Regions from separate parts of the Homo sapiens genome. Here regions 1 and 2 are each linked to region 3. A link is a contact called in ENCODE Hi-C or POLR2A ChIA-PET data. All regions are on one chromosome and are shown on one strand. The core of a region is the stretch at or near the end of the contact, and the rest is flanking DNA. Distances in the headings are between cores, read along the strand shown.

What was found. A loop is a pair of places that touch in the nucleus more often than their neighbours do. ChIA-PET counts read pairs that join two places held with the same protein, here RNA polymerase II (POLR2A). Pooled maps may share reads with other maps.
Region 1: a loop to region 3 is called in a pooled map, with 2.3 times the contacts of the local background. The contact joins two enhancer-like sites. A Hi-C loop is called at or near these places in 2 of 50 pooled maps. POLR2A ChIA-PET finds 5 or more read pairs at or near these places in 4 of 52 experiments (GM12878, HEK293, OCI-LY7 and 1 more).
Region 2: a loop to region 3 is called in a map with no recorded cell type, with 4 times the contacts of the local background. The contact joins two enhancer-like sites. A Hi-C loop is called at or near these places in 3 of 37 single-sample maps with no recorded cell type and 4 of 50 pooled maps. POLR2A ChIA-PET finds 5 or more read pairs at or near these places in 1 of 52 experiments (BJ).

The regions. Positions count from the first base shown.
Region 1 is chr2:47,687,861-47,690,560 of GRCh38, forward strand. It overlaps a transcript of MSH2 not described here. Among named protein-coding and RNA genes, the nearest start is that of MSH6, 94 kb to the right of the region's middle. Within about 2 kb of position 1,356, at least 2 of the 41 ENCODE cell types and tissues checked have a DNase peak (open chromatin) inside an H3K27ac peak, as active enhancers do; they include GM12878 and OCI-LY7, where a contact is called at or near this core.
Region 2 is chr2:47,719,300-47,721,999 of GRCh38, forward strand. No RefSeq gene overlaps it. Among named protein-coding and RNA genes, the nearest start is that of MSH6, 62 kb to the right of the region's middle. RefSeq lists an enhancer at 2,181-2,700. Within about 2 kb of position 1,311, at least 2 of the 41 ENCODE cell types and tissues checked have a DNase peak (open chromatin) inside an H3K27ac peak, as active enhancers do.
Region 3 is chr2:47,485,943-47,488,642 of GRCh38, forward strand. It overlaps a transcript of MSH2 not described here. Among named protein-coding and RNA genes, the nearest start is that of MSH2-OT1, 40 kb to the right of the region's middle. Within about 2 kb of position 1,334, at least 3 of the 41 ENCODE cell types and tissues checked have a DNase peak (open chromatin) inside an H3K27ac peak, as active enhancers do; they include GM12878 and OCI-LY7, where a contact is called at or near this core.

The DNA.
Region 1 (2,700 bases), core at 106-2,605, 200 kb after region 3:
AAACACAAAAAACAAAAAACAAAGAATTACTAACCATAACATGGAATTAGACAGAGTAACCAGAGGTGGGGTAGTAAGAAATAAAAAGAATAAAAAAGAATATAGGAATAGCAGATATAATTGATGTGATAATGGCAGATTAATATTCTTAGGCCTCTGAGCCCAAGCCTGTGCTTATACATCCAGATGGCCTGAGGCAACTGGAGAATCACAAAAGAAGTGAAAATGGCCGGTTCCTGCCTTAACTGATGACATTACCTTATGAAATTCCTTCTCTTGGCTCAGAAGCTCCCCCACTGAGCACCTTGAGACCCCCTTTGACTATAATTTTCCACTACCTACCCAAATCCTATAAAACTGCCCCATCCCTAAGTCCCTTTGCTGACTCTCTTTTTGGACTCAGCCCACCTGCACCCAGGTGATTAAAAAGCTTTATTGCTCACACAAAGCCTGTTTGGTGGTCTCTTTACATGGATGTGCATGACAAATATAATATAAAAAGCCACCACCCCAGGGCTGAGATGTAGTACTTACCCTTGGGCTGAGATATAGGCCTTGCTGGAGAAGCATGGCTGTGACTCACTAAATATCAGAGACCTCACTGAGGTGCCATGCCAGTGGAACATGCTAGAAATCTGTCTTCTGGGGTGCTGGGGAGAAGGCTGTTCACAGGGAAGTAACTCAGTGCAGACAGTTCGCTACAAAACCATCAGAATTGGATACAGGGGAAAGCTACTGTACTAGGTGCTGCTGATTACACATTGCAAGAGACAGATACTGAGGAATCCAGCTGTGCTGCTGGAGTCTGGAGAAGCTTCAAGCACTGAAGGAGCTGTGCTGGAGAAGCCACCCTTGCTGCTGGCGTGAGGCACTGGGAAACCACATCCACCGCAGAAGCCTGGTGCTGGGGCAGGCCTCGCACACCGCAGGGGCCTGCAGAGCTGGCAATGGAACCAGGAAGCAAAACCCTTTTCCTCCTGCACTCATTCTTCCCTGGCCTCTACTGACAATTAAGTGCCAGATGGCAAAGGAACAAAATAAAGAAATACTTAAAAGGCCCAGATACGTTTTCACAGAGCAGGCAAAAAAGAATGGCTTTGGAGCTGACAGGCAAAATACCAATAACCAGCACAGACTTCCGGTTCCATTCCTCAGTACATCCACCAATTCCACCCTGCAGGCCAAGCTCATCCAACCCACCTTATTTTGTTGTTCATGTTCTGTTTTGTTTTGTTTTAGGCTTTTAGCAACCTGAAGCCATGGTTTTTAGTTTCTGTCTCTAGTGAAAAGCAGAAAAGAGAGATAAAGAAGGGGCTTTGTTAGCCCAGCCAGAAACAGAAACTAAGAACCCATGGCTGTGTTCTCTCTCGGACACCCCTGTTTAGGCCATTTCCTGCTACTGATTACCTGTTGAATGAAGAATGAATGGCCAGGTGTGGTGGCTCACTATAATCTCAGCACTTTGGGAGGCCAATGTGTGCAGAGGAAGCGGGGGCAGGAGTAGGGGAAATCACTTGAGGTCAGGAGTTTGAGACCAGCCTGGCCAACATGATAAAACCCTGTCTCTACTAAAAATACAAAAATTAGTCAGCCATGGTGGTGGGCGCCTGTAATCCCAGCTACTCAGGAAGCTGAGGCAGGAGAATCGCTTGAACCCAGGAGGCCGAGGTTGCAGTGAGCTGAGATCGCACCACTGCACTCCAGCCTGGGCAACAGAGCGAGACTCTGTCTCAAAAAATAAAAATAAAAAAAATAAATAAAGAATAAATGATGAAGAGTTAAGGGAAGAGCAGTGGTCTGGAAGGATCAGTTATTTGGACGCCTCCTCATCAGAAGTGAGTCATTTACATCTCAGAGACTGTCTAGGCTGAGCGACTTCCTTTGTTTTTGAGTGCCCACCTCTGCAGAGGAAATGCCTCTTTGGGAGCATTTCCCATGCTATAGGGGAGGGACTTCCAAACTGAATTACTCTCCTTTTCCTCAGCCAAAACGCATCTTCATGCCTCATATTTTTTCTTTTCAAAAATACATCCTACTTTTCTTACCAAATATGCACATAGAGGTGTTTTTGCTTATTTTTTTAAATAATGCTATTTTTCAATGTGGCACAGGACATGTTTGCTAACCAAATATCATTCATTCCTCTATAGTAAGTGAACAATAGATAAGTATATACTTATGTGAGGCAATTAATGCTTCAGTATATCTCCTTGTTTGGAAATAATCTATGAATGCAATGAATATCCATCATTTAACTTAGCAAAACTCTAAGGGTGAAAGATACCAAAGAGAGTTGTAGAATTATTATAATTCTCATCATTTTTTGAGACAGGGTCTTGCTCTGTCACCAAGGGTGGAGTGCAGTGGCACGATTACAGCTCACTGCAGTCTTGACCTTCCATGCTCAAGTGATCCTCCTATCACAGCCTCCTGAGTAGCTGGGACCACAGGTGCATGACACCACGCCCAGCTAACTAATTTGTTTGTAGACACAGGTTCCAACTGTGTTGCCCAGGCAGTCTCAAACTCCTGGGCTCAAGCAATCCTCCCACCTTGGCCTCCTAAAGTGCTGGAGTTACAAGCATGAGGTATGAGCCACCATGCTCAGCCTGGAGAATTATTTTTAAATAAACATATTACAAAACATAATGATTGGTGAAAAGATAAACAGATGTGAGATAGAAGCTTATAAATTAACTC
Region 2 (2,700 bases), core at 61-2,560, 230 kb after region 3:
TGCATATGTGTGCAACGACTTCGATACAAGAGTATTCATTTGAATACCATTTGTAATAGCAGTCCTAGGAGGGCTGACATCACTGAGAGGCTGGTTTAATAAATAATGGCACTTCTGTGCAATGGCATGCCATTGCATTCATCACAACAACAGGAAAATGATTTGGGTACTGATATGAACTTATTTTAAAAATGTATTACTTAGCCTGGGCACCATAGGGAGACTATGTCTCATTCATATATATTAGAGACTCCTGTAGTCCCAACAGCTTGATAGGCTGAGGTGAGAGGATCGCTTGAGCCCAGGAGGTTGAGGTTATAGTGAGCTATGATACCCACTGCATTCTAGCTTGGGCTTCAGAGTGATAACCTGTATCAAAAAAAAAAAAAAAAAAAAAGGAAAGAAAAAAGAAATGTATTGCTTACAGTGAAAATGAAAATAGGGCACAGAACAGGGGCAATGGTGTTTTATCTTTTCTATAAAAATAAAAAACACATATACACTTAGGAACTGGTGTCACTCCTGAGGCAGGATAGGGAGGAGGGACCTTTACAATTTTATGTGATTTTACCCTTAAAATTTGAGGAGAAAGTGAGAGAGAGAGGAAGAGAGACTTCACTTGTTAGTTTCTGGAGGGACAGGGAAAAGTACGACCTACAAAATGAAGCTCTAATGGTGGAATTTCAGGACTTGAACCCCCCGGCATCCCTCAGTAGTCACTATGCTGCTGACCTCTATCCAGCACCTCCCAGAGCTGATAGAAGATATGTCGCTGGCTCTAAACGACTGGACTTAAGAGGCCAGGCCTCTGGAAAGGGGGATGCATAAAGCATCTATGTACAAACACCTCACCAATCCATCACTGAGCTACTCAGCAACCTCACCAGAACATAGCTGAGAATCAAAACTTTTGGTTTTCTTGAGACAGGGTTTCACTCTATTGCTCAGGCTGGAGTGCAGTGGTGCAAGCACGACTCACTGCAGCCTTGACCTCCCAGGGTTAAGCAATCCTCCCACCCCACCCTCCCAGTAGCTGGCACCACAAGCATGTGCCACCAGACCCAGCTAATTTTTTTTCTTTTCTCTTTTTTGAGATGAGTTCTCACCATGTTGTCCAGGCTGGTCTTGAACTCCTGGCTTCAAGTGATCCTCCTGCCTCAGCCTCCCAGATTACTGGGATTACAGGTATGAGCCACTGCACTCTGCCCAGAACTTTTTTTTCTACTGACTCTGAAGTGTTACCATAGATGATACTGAAACTCATACATTTCCTTGCTCCTCAGTCAGAGCCCATGTTCCCCTTCTGGGGATCCACTTGGCCCTCCAGAATAAGTGTGAAGATTATTTTAAACCGAAGACACTAGAGATACAGCAGATGCAGAAAGAAGCCTTTTTGGAACTTCCTTTATTTCACTAAAAGGAAGAGCCTTCTGGGAGTAAAGTTGCCATAAATCTCCTCTCCAGAGGAGCTCACTCCCAGGAAGAACACCAACCACTCATGTAGACAAACATAAACATCAGCAACAAACTCCCATCTCTTCCATTTGTTTCTCTAAAAGTCCATTTGTCTTTCCTCAAATGTCCATGTGTCTTTCCCATAGAAGCCTTTCTCTCGCTCTCTTTTCCTTATTAGGTTGAGATCAATGAGCTTCTTTATCTGAACGTTCCTGCATGCATATAAATAAAACTTGTTTTCTTTTTCTTTTTTTTTTTTTTTTTTGAGACTGAGTCTCGCTCTGTCGCCCAGGCTGGAGTGTAGTGGCGCGATCTCAGCTCACTGCAACCTTTGAACCTACCGGGTTCAAGCAATTCTCTGCCTCAGCCTCCCTAGTAGCTGGGATTATAGGCGCCCGCCACCACGCCTGGCTAATTTTTTTGTATTTTTAGTAGAGGCGGGGTTTCATCATGTTGGCCAGCCTAGTCTTGAACTCCTGACCTCGTGATTCACCTACCTCGGCCTCCCAAAGTGCTGTGATTACAGGTGTGAGCCACCGTACCCAGCCAACTTGTTTTCTTTTTCTGTTTTGTTTTTGAGAGAGGCTTTTGCTCTGCTGCCCAGGCTGGAGTGCAGTGGCACAATCATGGCTCGCTGCAGCCTCAACCTCCTGGGCTTAAGCAATCCTTCTACCGCAGCATCCTGCATAGCTGACACTACAGACGCATGCCACCATGCCTGGCTAATTATGGGATCTCACTTTGTTGCCCAGGCTGGTCTTGAACCCCTGGGCTGAAGCGATCCTCCCACCTTAGCCTCCCAAAATGCCAGGATTAAAGGCGTGAGCCACCTCGCCCGGCCAAACTTGTTTTATTTTTGCCTGTTTATCTGTCTATTGTCAGTTAATTTGCGGGCCCCTGATCATTGGACCTAAGTCCTCAGTAGAGAAAAAGATTTTTATCCCATAAACCTTCCATACGGAGTTTTTAACTAAGCCTGGTTAACAAATTTTCTTTTTCTTTCTTTTTTTTTTTTTAATTGATCATTCTTGGGCGTTTCTCGCAGAGGGGGATTTGGCAGGGTCACAGGACAATAGTGGAGGGAAGGTCAGCAGATAAACAAGTGAACAAAGGTCTCTGGTTTTCCTAGGCAGAGGACCCTGCGGCCTTCCGCAGTGTTTGTGTCCCTGGGTATTTGAGATTAGGGAGTGGTGATGACTCTTAACGAGCATGCTGCCTTCAAGCATCTGTTTAACAAAGCACATC
Region 3 (2,700 bases), core at 84-2,583:
TTAGAGTGGGTTACATCAGTTTTTCTTTTCTGGCTGCCAAAGGCTTAGGAAAAAGGCAAACTGACAGAGGAAGATTTTAAATGTAGAAATATTTATTGGTTTACAAATCCTTTTAATCACTTATACATGAAAAGCTTTCATATAATTCAAAAAGCAAATTTTAAATTCCAATGAAATAGTTCATCCCGTGGTTGTGAAAGAGTGTTTTTAGATTGCTGCACAGAAGCATGTTTAACGTGGAAATCAGCTCATGGTTTTAGTTGTTAGGGCTACAAGAAATTGGGGGAGACTTCATTCCAAGAAAACATGTAGTCTGTCAGGCTGTTTTCATTCCTCTAAAAGAGACAGTTTTCTAAGATGTTTTTGAAAATGAGAAAATACGTAATAGATCTGCTTAAGAAGTTTCAAACTTAATCTGTGCTTATTACATGAATATGCTAATGTAAAACCAGGCCTTCAGTTAGTGTTTCCTTCCTTTTAGAATGGTGTATGTAAAGCAAAATATAAACTAATTTCTGACCTGTCAAAGGTTTTTTCTTAAAATTTAAATTTATAATGTGGTTTGGTTTTTCTTTCCCACTCAAACATGAATTTGGGTAATACCAGAATAAAGCTGGATATATAAATTTTATCCAAAATTTAGAACTCTGTTGTTAAGAAATCTGTTGACCACATAACCATGTTTCTGAGAAAATACATGATTTTTTGCATCTTTAAAAAAAATTAGCACTAAGAAGCTAAGATGAAGTTGTTTTTGTAATTTGATTTTTTTTTCCTTAAAATACTGTTTTGGAGTTAAAAGTTGTAGCAAAACTGGTATAAGAAAGATGTTTTAAGATATATTTAAGTCTTGTCTCATACTCTATTGACTAAGCTAGCCCGGTGACTAGGGTAGATGTATTTAAAGAATAACTTTTCCCCCTTAAAATCTCAATATTCCACATCCTGTTAGACTTCTTGAGTATTAAATACATCTTCTATCCTTGGTCTTTCTGCATTTAGCTTTTTTGGGAAGTATGTTTTTACCCAAGCATATGGTATGAGCTGCTGATTCAGTATTGAGTGGCTCTTTAAGCTTGTTAGTTACATTCTGCTGATTAAAATGGTGTACAGAATAGTCAGGAAAAACCAGTCCCTGGTCTGAAATAAACAATGTTAATTAGCTTATGGGGAAGAACAAATGAGTAAGGAGAATTTTCATATACAAAGGAAATCTCTGATTGTCTTTCTGGACTCAGTGTGTTTGGGTTAAGGAGATAGGGTGCGGCTGGAGAAAATGATGAAAATGTTCAGAATGTTACATGTATTTTTACACTGAAACTGGAAGTGGAAGCCCAGTGTGATAGTTTTCTGCCCGATGTTGGCCTGTCTTCACACCCACACCACTTATCTTGATTGATAGAGCTACTACTTCCTCTTATACTGCTTCAGAAGTTAACCTCTGTGGTGCAGTGCTAGGATATCACAGAGGAAATAATCCCTTGTAGACAGTGTCTTGTTGCTGGGAGTTATCAGTGCCTCCTGTTCTCTCTAAGGAGGGCAATGGGAAGCCCTTTCCTTGCATTTGCTACAGCCGTTTCCTTGACCTCCCTGGAAGAACAGTATTTCATGGTGTCAGACAACATTCAGAACATGCTCAAATTAAATGTATGTCAGTATGCATTTGCTTTGGTGTGTGGTTTGTCCAAACCAAAGTGCCCATACATGTCTCTGGTCCAGCCATGTGGGAAATTCAGCAGTGGGGTGAACCATATGGAAATGGCAGGTGTTGGGCAGCCTTGACTGGACTGCCCTGGTCTTACTTCTGGATTTGGTGAGTAGAAGATCACACTGTTGCTTGCTGCCCTGGGTTCACCTCAAAGAGGGAAAGAAGAATTAGCAACTTAAATGGTTAAATTTAGAAACAAGAAAAAGTTCTGTCAGTGGGCAGTTTCTTACGTCTAACAAAAAAAACAACAGCAGTGAATTCTTTTGTGTTCAGAATTAACCAGTAAACACAACCTTAGCAATTAACCTATCACTATCACGATTGTTTATTTCCTGGAATTTTGTTGACAGAATTAGTCCAATAAATGTTATGAATAATAATTTTATGAATAGAGATAGGTTAATGCCAAATTAAGTATAATTGAATCTGAGACATTAATGCAACTGTTTTAAATTCAACCACTGACCTGCAATTTTTATATGCCTTGTCCATCCAGCAAGATACATTTTGTCCATTTTTTTCATGTTTAAAATTTAATATTTATTGTCAATTCCAGTGTGTTTCATTGCTAAACATCAGGCTCAGCCAAAGCAATCACGAAAATGACTCCACGTTGAATCTTTAACATCACAATGTGGATTAACAATTTGGCAACATTTGGCTGGGCGCGGTAGCTCACCTATAATCCCAGCACTTTGGGAGGCCGAGGCAGGTGGATCACGAGGTCAGGAGATCGAGACCATCCTGGCTAACACGGTGAAAACCCGTCTCTACTAAAAATACAAAAAGCCATGCATGGTGGCGGGTGCCTGTAGTCCCAGCTACTTGGGTGGCTGAGGCAGGAGAATGGCATGAACCTGGGAGGTGGAGCTTGCAGTGAGCTGAGATCGCGCCACTCCAGCCTGGGCAACAACAACAACAACAAAATTGGCAACATTAAATACTTTGTCAGTATCTGAAAAGTGCAAAGTACTGTGCTTGGCTCCCCAAAG